Linked DNA regions of Homo sapiens: regions 2 and 3 are each linked to region 1. The links are chromatin contacts, found by Hi-C or POLR2A ChIA-PET in ENCODE. All regions are on one chromosome and are shown on one strand. The core of a region is the stretch at or near the end of the contact, and the rest is flanking DNA. Distances in the headings are between cores, read along the strand shown.

Region 1 (4,366 bases), core at 1,138-3,637:
GACAGAATTGTGACAAGTGAGGCTATCTGGATTCCCAGTCCGCACTAGACTGGAAGTTACCCATCAGAAGATGAGGAGAATGTTAGTGGCAGCTATGCTAGTAACAGTAAGGACAATAGATTGTCAGTTAGTGAAGGGGGAGAGAGAGAAATTACAAAAGGCAGAGATAATCACTAAGTCATAGCATCCTAGAGTCCTTCGGTGCAGCGACTGATAGCTTTTGTACCTCCTGGGAGCATTCCTAACACCTAGAAAGAATATAGAATAGGAACTGGATATATTTACTGAATCCGCTACAACCTACTACAATAATTACTTTTAATAAAATTAACATTGAATTATCAAGAAAATGCTAAATGACGTTCAACAAACTGCTTAAGAGAAACATTTGCAATACATTGTAGAAAAATCTGTATAATGGTTAAAAATAATTTTCATAAAAAAAGTTTGACCCCCCACTAAGGGCCAAGCTCCAATTATGCTGGTCATCATTGAATTGAAACGGTTTGCTTTGTATCAATTCTGAATAAATGATGCACTAAAAAACAGCAGACTTTATTTTGCCTAGAGCAGATTTTGAATTGTGGTATATGCAAATAATATGGTATTATATTATATGAGGTTTAACTATATAAAATGGCAACAGATTGCATAGTTCAATCACTAGGGTGATGAAAAATAATTGTTTTAAAATGTGCCATTGCCACTAAGGAAAACATTGGCACTATGTGCCCGGCACTGTGCTGGGTGCTGAATTTATTAAGCATTAATTTGAAAAATTGCTTTCACTTTCAAGACTGTGACAGTATTCTAAAACTCTCATTCATATTGTTTAAAGGTTAAGTGAAATTTGCAATACACAATACAGCCATTACATAACAGGCACAGAATACAGTTTCATGACTTGGATAGTTTTTGTTTTTTAAGCGCATTAGCAACTTCATTTCCAAATGCTATCAAATTCTTCAGGATATGAAAACCTACATATAAGAATGGAGTGCCTCATCGGCTCATTTGTCTTATGTAATAAGTGTTTTAACACGGGCATGCCGTTTCAGAATTTCGGGTGAGACTAAGCTGTACTTTAGCTTTTTTGTGTCAAGCAAAAACAATTTCAGCAACAACACTCGCTTCCCCTGGTAATTTTTTTCATGGCGAATTACTAAATGCTAGATGCTCAAGTCAAAAAGAAACCTGACATCTGGGGAGGTGTTGAGGGGGTGTTAATAGTTCTAGTGAGATGTCTGGGGAGCGTTGAGGATACGATTTTTCAAACAGCAAATACAAGGATAAGGGGAAATTATGGTTTCGTATGACTCTCTCCTCCTTCCACTTTCTCGTTTCACCAATCTGTGGCCCCCCCAATTTAGAGGCGGGTTCAGTGAGATTAGGCTGCAGGAAACCGAGAGGCTCCACCGCGCTGCCGCCCCGGCCTCGTGATGTAATTGTTATTTCTTATTCGGAGACCGAACCGAGGAGAGCTGCTGAAGAAGTAGCAGCCCTGCTCCTTTTCCCTTGTCTTGTTGGGTCAGATCCTTCCCGGGGATGATGCAGATTGGCTGACAGACTCCGCTGGAGACTTCGCAGTGACAAAGCAGCCGAGGATTAACCCTGCTCCTGGGTCCTACGTCTGTCCAGGGAGCTGAGCGGGGCGCTCCTCAGGTCTCCTTCCTAGTTTTCCTCCCAGAGTCGCTCCACACGAGTGCTGGGCGCCTACTACGTGCTGGGCGTGGGGTCAAAGTGACCCAGAGTTCGCGCCCGTGCCCCCCAACATTAAAGCAGGACACACAGATTACAAGGAGATAGAAATTGGGGGTGGGTGGGTGAAAGGGGGCCCAGAGAGCGCGTGTTGTGGGGTGAAGGGGAGGAGGTAGACGCTTAAGGCAGGCGGGGACCCTGGAGCGTCTGGGGCGCCCCGGCCCCCAGGCTGTGCCCAAACGGGAGCATTCGGCCTGGGTCCCAAGAGCGCTTTCCCCGGTCCCCAGGAGGAGCTGTCCAGGCGCCTGCAGCGGTCGCGGGCGGCTGGACAGAGCTGGGAGCCCGGGGGACGGCCCGGGCGCGCCGTGCAGCCCCTCTCTCGGGGACGCGGTCCTCTCGCTGCCTCCGGGTCTTGCAGCCCCGTCTGGGACACCCGGAGAGCAGGCGAGAAGGAAATCCACGAAACAGAGGGGGTTCCGCAGCTCCTGTGAGCCGCCCGGATCCGCGCGGCTTCCTCCTGACCGGGTGACAATGGGAGGGAGGGGGAGAAAAGGGTTAAGAAACTTGGCTGAAGAGCTGAATGGCGTGGGGCGGCGAGGGGAGGGACTGGGCCGCGGCGGACTCGGCGGCGGAGGGAGGAGCGCGGCTGCGGGCGGGCGGTGAGCGAGGCGCTCAAAGTCAGCCTCGCAGACATTGCAGCAGAGCCCCGAACTCGGGAGGCGGCGGCGGAGGAGGCGGCGGCGAGGCGCAGGGACGACCCGGCCCCACGCCCGCCCGCCACCCGCGCGCGCCCGTCCGCCCGTGGCCTCGCGTCCGCCGCTGCGCCGTGAGCGCCGCTGGTCGGAGGGAAGAGCTCGCCGGGGCGCCGGGCCAGGACGGGGCGGCAGGCGCCTTCGCGGACCGAGCCTGACGGAGCCGGAGGCTGGGAGCCGCGGCGGCCTGGGGTGAGTGACGGCCGCGGCCAGGGCGCCAGGAGTAGCGGCCGCCGGCGCCGCCGGAAACGGCCCGGGAGCGCGGCCCGCGTCGGCTCTCGCTTGGCTGGCAGGGCCGCGGGGGCGTCGGGGCGGCGGGGAGGGCGCGTTTCCGGGGAAATCCTGCCTCTGCTGCCTGGTTCGAGTCTCCGGGTTCTCGCGGGGGGCCGGGGCGGCGGGCCGGCAAGTTGTGGAGTGGCCCCGGGTCGGCCCGCCCGTCCGTGCCAGTTCTGGGCAAGGGGGCGGCCGTCGCGTGGCCCCTGAGCGGGGCCGGACTCGGGGGGCCGGGTCGGGGTTGCCCCCGCTCGCTTGCCCTCTCGGTCCCGAACCCCGGGCACCGCTCGCCTCGCCGCTCTCCGTCCTGCTGTCCAGCCGGATCCTGGGCGGCGCCTTTCGCCTGGGTGCCTCCCTGCTCCTTGCTCGCTGGATACCCGGCTGGGAAAGTGAATAGGAAAAGGGACAGCTCGCCCGGCCCCCACCCGACCCCGGGCCGCTCTGCCCGCACTCGCGGTCCCCTCCCGATGGCGAGGCTCACGGACCCGAGGCCTCAGCCATCATTTTACCAGGAGCCAGGGGCCGGCCCCCATTTAGGGTGAGCCCGGTGGAAGTCCGGGAGGCTGCCTTTTCTCCCTTCTTCTGTGTCCACCTTATTACGATTGAATATTGTTTTATGAAGGTTTCCGTGGATGTATTCTGCAGACCCTCCCATCCCTTCCAAAGTAGTTTCCCAATTTTGATCAGGAGTTGGTGTTCAGTCAGAAGGAACAAAGGAACCAACTGTGTCTTAGAGGCGGACAGGCTGGGAGTCTGTGACACATGTTGATCTCTGAAGCATTCCAGGAGTTTCTACCTTTTATCACGTCAATAATTGGCTGCTGAAGGTAGTAAAAGAAGTACGGAATGATAAGCACTTTTGCGTTTTAAAAATATTTTTTAATGGCACATTTTACTTTGGGGAAAAAAGACGTTCTTAGGCACAAGGATTTTTAAAAACCCAGTTGGTGGAACTGAGTTGGAGTTTGTTTCTGGTATTGTAAATGATTACATGTGGGATTGTGAAGGAAATTGTGTCCTTAGAGGAAGAGAAGCCATCTGTAGGTGTCCATAGTAAAAATGGTTGTCGGGTTATATGTGATGAATGCTCTTTCTGTTTCTTGGGGGAATTTGTGAAGCAAGGGGCTTCGGTAATTCATTCTTTAAAGTTATGAATTGCATTGAACCTGCTTATTAGTGAATCATAGGTTTAGTAAGTGGGTGGCATTATTCAGTGTTTAATCATCAGTTTTCCACCTTTGTTGAAGAGACAGTGAAATAATAGACTTTTTAAACAAATGGTGTTTCATCTGCCTGGCCCCTAAGTGTCGGTTGCCGCCTGGAGTATGTTGAAGTGTTTTTCACCTTCCAAGTAAGTGAGTTGCTCTGGTTTTGCCCGGCAGTTCGGTAACGTCGATAGGGTTTATTTGGTTCAGGGAGCACTGGCTTCATCACCTACAGTAACTTTTTTTCTGCCTGGGCATAGTTCCTAGAGACAAAGAAGGAGAATCAATTAGTGGAGCGGCTACTGCCCTGCAGGTTGTAGGATTGGTTGTTCTAGTCTGTTTCATACTCTGGTGGAGAAAGACCTCTTTCCAAACTTACCTTTAAAAGTGCCCTAGGAGTGTGAGTAAAATATACATCAGAACATAACAGAAAAAAAA
Region 2 (4,366 bases), core at 691-3,190, 390 kb after region 1:
GATAGATAAAGTGGATGTGAAAGAGAATAGAGGCAGCAAGACGAGTGAAGAGAAAATTGCCAGAGTAAAGGGAAGATTTCAAAGACTGGTTTCCAGGACTGGGGATCGAGGAGTGGAGCTAGACAGCAGTGGTGGCTGTGGGATGTTAAGCAGTAGACAGAGTCAGCTGAATTGAGGCCGTAGGGAAGACTGAGAGCGAACGGTCCAAGAGATAGCACAAGACCAGGAGAATGGTTTATCCATTCAAGGGAGGAGCCAGCTCTAGGAGTAAAGAAGCTCTCTCTCAACTGTGCTACCAGCTCCAGATAGATGATGTCCGCAATGAGTGTATTAGATTGGAAAAATTTGAATCATTAATAACCTTCAGCAAATCACGTTCCATAGAATGATGGGACATAATTCTAATTATGGTAGACTGAACAATAAATGCAGTGACCAAGTGATTATAAATTAGTCTTTGCAAGAACATGGCTTTCAGGGGAAGGAAAAAGAGAATGATGGTTAATGGAGGAAGGTTTAAGGTCAGAGATGGTGTTTTTTAAAGACAGGAATGGCTTGAGCTGATGTGTAGATGGCAGTGATATAACAGGTAGAGGCAAAGAGGCTGAAAATTCATCAACTGATAGTATAAGGTCTTTGTTCTGAAAGAGATAGCAGGAGGGAATGAGATCATAAGCAGAGCAAGTAGTTTAACCTCACATTGTCAAGTGTTGCTGACATACCAGACCCATGAAGGGATAAAGGAAGTCAGGAAGCTGATTTAAGAGGGATGTGATATTTGTAATCTCTTACTATGGGTTTTTTTTTTTATACAGGCATTCCTGTAAACTTATATTCATGAAGAAAGTCAGAGTACTTGTTGCAGATGCAATGCTAGGTCTTCAGCCATGTGCTATAGAAACAGAAGGTGACAAATATAACCAAGGATTGGGAGGAGAAAAAGAAGAAAGCCAATTTGGGAAATGAGACTGTAAAGTTTATAATGCTACTGATTTTCAAACATTTTCAGAAGCAATGGAAAGAAGAATGCGAAGAAAATGAGTTTATTTTCCAAAATGCTTTTTTTGTTATTGTTTTGCAATTTCCCTTTGTTAACATCATATAGGTTATGGGGGTTTCTGTTTTGAAAAAAATAAATACTGCACCGTGTGTGGATTGCTACTCAGCACTCAGCAATAAACAAGTCAATGAATGCTCTAGGTTTTAATGAATTCGGTTTTACTTCTTTACATCTACTTATTAGCTTCTCTACCTAAGATGTGTACACGAATCACTCTAACATCCAGGCTTCCCTGCAAATTAAAAACAACAACACAACACAGAAAACAAAAACCACCCAGAGCTCTCAAAATTAATCCTAAATATAGTTTTGCCTGGCCCCTGTGCAACGTACAGGCTTAGCATGTTTCAGTTTTTCAGGTCTTCTTTTTGGCGTCTAATTTCCTGAAGTTGAAGAGACAGCTGTCTGGGGGCCTGAGACTTAAGATGATGAACATGCAGATATCAAGGAAATGGTTTCCTTACAGCAACAGCTCCTTTTAGATCTGAGCATTTCCTCATTCTCACCTGACTGTAGAACATTACAAGTTTCCATTTGTGCTGAATTCAGATACATTCTTTCTTATTGGTGGAGGCAGTTAGGGTTAACTTCTTTTAGCCTGCTTTATGCAAGGCAAAATTTAATCAAAGTGATCTCCAGATTCCAGTAATATGACATTTCAACTGTGTATCCTGAAGAAAAACAGTGCATACAGATGTTTGCAAATGAAACCAGAGGAAAATACTAAATCTTTATTTTTTTCCTTAGCATTTAAAGAAAGCTTGTTTTTATTTCTGGACAATAACAATTTCTATGTTAGCCACTGTTTCCTCGTCAGTCTGAGAGAAGTAAAGCATTTTGTCTTCTCTGGCAGTTGGGGTTTCTAACGAGAGTCTGCTTATCCGCATATGAAAACAGGAAGTGCTGTTGGCTGGTGACTGACTTCCTTCACTTACTACCTGCTTGTCTAAAGTTTGGGCTTCATAAAATTGGTTCAATCTTCATGGTCCAAGTAAAATAGAAAATGAAGCAATTAACCATTTAATTTAAACGATATTAACAGTCTGAGTAATTCTAATATCGATCACTTTCACACCCTGAATTACTGATGAAGAAAAATCTATAAAGTGGAATATGGGTTATGATCCAGTGCCAAGCTGGGCCATTTAGGACATGAAGTGGACAATTTGGTTTAGTGTTGGCAAACAGCTAAACAAGCCATCTTCAATCATTTGCGACTTGCAATAGTAACTTAATGTTGTTTGATTTTATTTCATCTTCCTATTTCACTTTTTATGTTCTATATGGCATTTTTGCTTTTTAATAAGTAACTTTACACGTACTGAAGCAACTACATGTCACTTTGTTTATATATATATGTATTTTTTGAGATACAGAAAAGTCCTCTAATTTGCCTGTAAGGCAGTTTTGAAAGTTGTTGCTTTAGGAACAGAGGAGTGTAAGGAATCCTACAGAGAAAGTCCTAAGTCATATCTTGGAGATAAAGAAACTGAGGCCAAGAGAAATGAACTGCCTGAAATCAAACCACTGGTTACTGGTAGTTGCAGGCTGACAACAAAATGACTGCAATTGTTCTTGGTGTCTGTGTTTACATCCATTGCAATGTGACTTTGAATCTGACCATGCACTGTGACTTTCTTTGACTGATTGATAGAATTTGGAGAAAATAAGGATGCCAGCTCAGCAGCATAATTATAATATAACTAATGCATAATTTATTTAATTTACCTTTTCTTAAATTCCCAGAATATTTTATAAAACTAGCAGTTCTCATAGGGATTTTTCTTTTCACAATTTTGGCTTCCAGCTATCTGGCAAATTTTCAAAAATTTGTTTTCTTTGCTTGTATATTGTATAATTTCTTCGTATCTTCTACCTCATAAATCCTCCTAAAATGTTCTTTCCTCTCCTTTTTGTTTTTGAGTTTTTAGGAACATCTTTGGCTGAGGTGGAATTTCTGACTATGTTATTGGGCACTACTTTGTGGTACCAAGTTTTAATCCACTTAACAGCTTCCAGCATATTTACTTTTTTTGGCAGGCAGGTGATGCTCTCAGCTATGTCCACACCAGCAGGCAAAATTGCAATAAGCAAGCAACTCTTGGAATGAATAAAAAAAATCCTTCACAAGGGGGAGGTCAACCTGTTTTTGATAAATTTCAGTTTGTTGTCACCCGAAGCTATGCACGTTAGCATAAGGCATTATCATATTTGCAGCCCAAATAGAATCCTGTATCTGACACCCTCTTTTTCTTTAGATGATTTGCTCGTTCTTATATGAAAGGCAGTAAAATGTAATAAAATGAGCACTGAACTTTATGGTAAGAGCCTGAATTCGAATTCTAGATTATCCACCACTGAACTTTATGATAAGAAGCCTGAATTCAAATTCCAGATTATCCACCCATTAACTGTGCCACTTTGGGGAAGTCACTCAACTTTATGGTAAGAAGCCTGAATTCAAATTCTAGGTTATCCACCCATTAACTGTGCCACTTTGTGGGGGTTACTCAACTTTTCTCAACCCCAGTTTTTTTATTAGTTATTTTAGAGAATAAGGTAAAATATTGTAAAGCATTTTGTAAGCTGCAGACTCCAGTATCTACTTTTCTTCTGAGCTCCATACATTTTCAATTGCCTGTTAAACATTGATGGCTAAATGTCCCATCCAAAATGCATTTCGATGTGCACTACTCAAGCTTTCATTTTCTTCCGAATTCTCTAATTCTATTAAATCATACTAATAATTTGCCAGTTACCCAGGTTGCAAATGTTTAAATATGGTTTTGTTGCCACTCTCTCATTTATCCCTTATAAGTTATTCTTTTATTTATTAATTTTTGCATCCAGAAAATGCCTATTAATCACCTGCTGCCTTTTCTGTTGCTGTACATCCTCCCTCTTTCAATCGCATCTCTGCATTTCAAAGCAGGCTCTGCTCCATTTTATCTCCCTGTTTCACACTCTGCTCCTCTGGCTTTGGCATCTATCTTATATCTCTCAGCCCAGACGTTGACCTGATTGTATCACTTCTTGCTTAGTCTGCTTTTCTGGCCCCAGTGCCTCTTGTCTCTGATAAGAAGCGCTCCTTTGTTCCTAGTCTGTGCCCTGTAGGACCCCCTCCTCCCCATCCCAATGGTCAGCTGGGCCTTCTGAGCCAATTTGTTAGCATCCCCATTTCCATGATGGCAGGAAAGGCTCAGATGCTACAAGTGACACTGAGGATGTTACCTAATTTTAATAAATATCATTTTCTCATTTTAAAAATGAGACGGATATACCTCACAGGGCTATCGTGAAATGAGA
Region 3 (4,366 bases), core at 664-3,163, 300 kb after region 1:
GCCAGCATTTTCTTTGTTGCCATCTGCTTTCTGGCAGTGGAAAATAGACCTTATGGGTGCTAAAGTGGTACAGAATGATAGCAGACAATAAAGCTCGGTGAAAGGCAGGTAAGGTTGGCTGGAGTGCCATTGTACCGCCTTTCATGACATCATATGTGTTCGCACTTCCTCTTGGAATCATTGGAGATATTATTGAATGTCTTAACTCAGGGAATGAAATAATTAATTGAGTTTCGGAAAGATTAATCTATACTTTTATTATTAGAAAAATAACTATATATTTAAAGAAAAAATAATAAGGAATGAAGGAGGGCAACGTGTTAGTGTTGTTTTTGTGTTCTTATAAAGATACCTGAGACTGGGTAATTTACTAAGAAAAGAGATTTAATTGACTCATGTTTCTATGGGCTGTACAAGAAGAATGGTGCCAGTCTCTACTTCTGCTGAGGGCTTCAGGGAGTTTACAGTCATGGTGGAAGGCAAAGAGGGAGTGGGCCTCTCACATGGTGTGAGTGGAGGGAGGTGCCACACTCTTTTAAACAACCAGCAGTTGCATGAACTACCAGAGCGAGAACTCACTTGTTACCATGGGGATGGCACCAAGCCATTCATGAGGCACCTGCCTCCATGACCCAAACACCTCCCATGAGGCCCCACCTCAAACAATGGGGATTACATTTTAACATGAGATTTGGAGGGGACGAACATCCAAACTATATCCAGCAACATATGACACTCTGACATTCAAATTATATGAAGTTTGGATTAAGGGAAATAAAAATGGAAGGTAGAGAAATCAGTTGCTTCCTGAGCTTTGTCGTTTCCCTAACAGCCAAATTTTGGTTCTAAGAACATTAAATGAGCACCTAAACACTAACATTGTGCTTCCAGAAAAGAATCACCCTGTTCGTCTCCACTTTCACTCTTCGCGATCCTTATTCAACTGATCAGAAACAAAATTCTGTCTAGAAAGGTCACCTATGGATTTCTGTAGCAAACACTTTTAACCAACTACTAAAGATTTGCTCCTCTTGCATAATATAGAGGATGCTATGAAGTGGCTGCCCAGACATGGACTATCATTTCCAACCCCTTTGGATCTAGGTGGGACCATGTCACTGAATTCTGTTCAATGGAATGTGAGTGAAAATATAACAATTCCAAAACTGTCACATAAAATCTTCCACCCCTTCCAAACTCTCTTCCCATCCACTGGCTGGATAAAACTTTCTTGAATGACCTGGCAAGCGACATAATAGAGGGGAGATTCTTCATGAACTTGGGTCTCAGAACCACCTTTACCCTCTACACCACACTGCCGCCACCACCACCTCCAACTGGACCTTACGTGAGCAAAAATGAAACCAACACCACCACCACCAACAACAAAACACTCATATTTTATTAAGCCACTGAGATTTTGGAGCTTTTCTATAATCACAGCTGGTAATATTTTCTCTGTGTTTCTCTGTGGCAATACGTACCACATCTTTAGCACATGATATGGCTATTTAAATGAGAATGCTTTTGGAGTACTTGAAAATATAGATAAGGAATTCAGAAGGCTCTGAAAACAGAATTTTGGAGTTGTTAGCACATAGGTAGTAGTTGAAACCATGGGTGTGGGTAGGATGATTCAAGAAGAATGGGCAGAATGAGAAAAGAAGGCCAAAGAAGAAATCTTGGGGAGTCAAACAGTAAGGTTGCAAGCAGAGAATGAAGCAGTAGCAAAAAGTGTAGCCAGAAGAATAAACTATATTCTGTCCTAGGATTCATGAGGACTCAAGGGAAGGAAGAGTGTGTCAAAGGCTGAGGATAAATGTTTCACTGGAGTACAGAGAACAAAAGAAAAATAGATAGCTGTGCACTGAGGAGTGAAAAAGGGAAGTGAAAGTAGAAACAGAAACTGCAGCTGATTCTAGAAGTACAGCAGTAAGGGAAGGAAATACATGCCTTCAAATTCAGCAAAATAAGCAGATTCATTTTAAGGATGAGGACAAGTTAGACAGGTTTGTAAGCTAAAAGAGAACAGCCACGACAGAGGATACAGTGAAGATTCAAAAAACGGTGGTGAATATTGAAAAGGCGTTGGAGGACACATAATAGAATGCAAAGTCCACAAGGAGAGGGGCTTTGTGTCTTGTTTCACACTGTGTCCCCAGGCTTAGAATATTCTGGCATCAGAAGGCACTCAGTAAACATAGAGAGGAAGAAAGGAAGAAGATGAAATCAGGAGTACAGATTAAAGTGTTATCTTTGGAAGACAGGCAAGACATCCTTTGGGACAGAAGGGAAGGAGAGAAAGCTGGGGAACATGCAGATAATACAAGAGGTGCGGTTTGTGACTGATGGCTGCTATTTTCTCTGTGAGGTAGGAGGCTTGGCCATCTGTTAAAATGAGTGGGTGAGTCCAGCTAAGTAATTTAAGAAGAATGGTAAAGGTTTGTACCAGCTACTAGCATGAATAATATGGTTATTTACTTGAAATAAAAATATTAGATGATACTAACAATGCATGCATTATGAAAATTGATGCATTCATTTGAGGTTACTTACTGATTTACAGAAAATAAGCCACTGGGTGCATTCAATCATTTATAAGGTTAGGGGTTAAGTTTAAGACATAAATGTAAATTTGTCTGCGTATTATCCAGAGTAAAGTCAATATCCTCTTTGGTACATTGCACAATCTCAGACACTGTGTTACTCTTTTGCTGTGAGCTTTTAAGGTCTACCTTAATATATTCATAACTGTAACATTGTGTAATTATGAACTTCATCATTTGGATAAAATTATGAACAAAAGCAATTGTCCAGAATTCTCTGATTTAGTTGCCATATCTTAAATAATGCCTTTTGTGAAGAAAATATGTGATTAAATTATATGTAAATACTTTAATTTTATAGACTAGAGGTGGCTCTGAATATGTAGATTTCATAATGTTAAATATCACAAAGACTTCTGTGACCATAAAAAAGCTGCTTAATTAAGCACTTTAATATACTGTCAAGGCATGTATATTAAGCAAAAGCAAAAGCTTAATTACTCTTTTACAGACTGAATCCAGACAACTTTGGACATTCCTTCATTTGAAGAATTTTTACTGAACAATTACAGACCATTGATTGATACAGTGAAGATCAGAATGGCATAGTTTTCCTGTCTTCATGGAGATGAATGAATGAACTGTATTTTTTATTAGCCTAAGCATGAATTCTTCCCAAATTTCCTCCATGAACCATAGGATCCTACCTCTTAACCATTTTATGAAAATTCTATGGTGAATTGAGGTCCTCAAGTTGTCTGACAATATCTGATTTTGCCACGGTCATGTGGGAAAAGTAGGCATGTGAGCAAGTCATAGTTTTACTTGTTTGGAAGATTCTTCTAATTATGTCAAGATGAAAGGTTTTATACTGTGTAGAAGGCAGTGTGAGAGAAGTGGACAGTAGAACTCCTATTTGGTGGGCCAGTGGCTATATTTTAAAATATGAAGGATACATATTTGACTGTTTAAGTACAATGATCTGCCATGGATCTATACTTTTGGGCTGCTGTCTTTTAGGCTAAAGCAATTAAAGGCAATGTAATGAACATGGTTATCTGTGGATGCCCCTTTGATTGCCATTGTATTATGCTTTACACTGTGATGGCTCTCTCTTTGAGGAGAGACGCTGTTCCTCCAGGGAGATAAAATATAAAATATGAATCTTACCCTTAAGCATACACTTCTCCCCACTCTCAATATACAGTGGCTCTGGAATTCATGCTTCACTTGGGAGTTGAAAGTTTGCGTTTATAATTTTATATTCTTATTACAGGCCAGGCTATTGAGATTAGAAAGTCTTTATTTTTCAGTTGGAGTGTGATGAGCCATATTCCCTATTGTAAACAGCCATATTAACCAAGATAATTTAATTTGGAATGATTGCTTTTTGCCTTTGAGCTGTAGATCAAAAGGTTCCATTATATGTACAAATAAAGTAAAAAAAAATTTTTTCTGTGAATGTTACAAAATTTTTTTATTGTGGTAAAAAACACGTAAGATCTTTCCTCTTAAATTTTGGGTGTATGGTACAGCATTGTTAACTATAAGCATAATGTTGTAGAGCAGATCTGTGAAAATTTTGTCTCTTGTATGATTAAAACTTTATGCTCACGGAACAGCAATTTTCCCATTTGTCCCTCTTCCTAGCATCTAGAAACCATAATTTTACTCTATATTTCCATGAGTTTGACTATTTTAGATACTTCACATAGTGGAATCAAGTACTATTTGTCTTTCTTGTACTGGCGTATTTCACTTGGCATAATGTCCTCAAGGTATATCTATGTAACAGAATTTTCTTCTTTTTATGGCTGAAT

The links. Hi-C counts contacts between places; a loop is a spot of excess contacts on that map. ChIA-PET counts read pairs that join two places held with the same protein, here RNA polymerase II (POLR2A). Pooled maps may share reads with other maps.
Region 2: a map of B cell shows a loop between it and region 1 (6-fold over the local background). The contact joins the enhancer-like site here to the promoter of NRIP1 in region 1. A Hi-C loop is called at or near these places in 3 of 168 maps with a recorded cell type or tissue (B cell, CD8-positive, alpha-beta T cell and naive thymus-derived CD4-positive, alpha-beta T cell), 21 of 37 single-sample maps with no recorded cell type and 11 of 50 pooled maps. POLR2A ChIA-PET finds 5 or more read pairs at or near these places in 3 of 52 experiments (CD4-positive, alpha-beta T cell, activated CD4-positive, alpha-beta memory T cell and naive thymus-derived CD4-positive, alpha-beta T cell).
Region 3: a map of B cell shows a loop between it and region 1 (5-fold over the local background). The contact joins the enhancer-like site here to the promoter of NRIP1 in region 1. A Hi-C loop is called at or near these places in 5 of 168 maps with a recorded cell type or tissue (B cell, GM12878, K562 and 2 more), 21 of 37 single-sample maps with no recorded cell type and 11 of 50 pooled maps. POLR2A ChIA-PET finds 5 or more read pairs at or near these places in 1 of 52 experiments (activated naive CD4-positive, alpha-beta T cell).

Annotation. Positions count from the first base shown.
Region 1 is chr21:15,063,021-15,067,386 of GRCh38, reverse strand. It overlaps NRIP1 (nuclear receptor interacting protein 1), which reads left to right and starts at 2,387. Exons shown (of 4, transcript NM_003489.4): 1 at 2,387-2,642. It overlaps LINC02920 (long intergenic non-protein coding RNA 2920), which reads right to left and starts at 317. Exons shown (of 2, transcript NR_186411.1): 1 at 175-317. RefSeq lists enhancers at 1,486-1,535, 3,986-4,035 and silencers at 1,866-2,045, 2,296-3,155.
Region 2 is chr21:14,673,530-14,677,895 of GRCh38, reverse strand. LOC105372738 (a long non-coding RNA gene) reads left to right here. Exons shown (of 2, transcript XR_937589.2): 2 at 816-1,211. Among named protein-coding and RNA genes, the nearest start is that of SAMSN1-AS1, 94 kb to the right of the region's middle. RefSeq lists a cis regulatory region at 1-302. Within about 2 kb of position 1,940, at least 8 of the 41 ENCODE cell types and tissues checked have a DNase peak (open chromatin) inside an H3K27ac peak, as active enhancers do; they include B cell, CD4-positive, alpha-beta T cell and CD8-positive, alpha-beta T cell, where a contact is called at or near this core.
Region 3 is chr21:14,760,843-14,765,208 of GRCh38, reverse strand. No RefSeq gene overlaps it. Among named protein-coding and RNA genes, the nearest start is that of ASMER1, 160 kb to the left of the region's middle. RefSeq lists enhancers at 1,420-1,479, 1,610-1,669, 1,720-1,849, 2,010-2,129. Within about 2 kb of position 1,913, at least 7 of the 41 ENCODE cell types and tissues checked have a DNase peak (open chromatin) inside an H3K27ac peak, as active enhancers do; they include B cell and GM12878, where a contact is called at or near this core.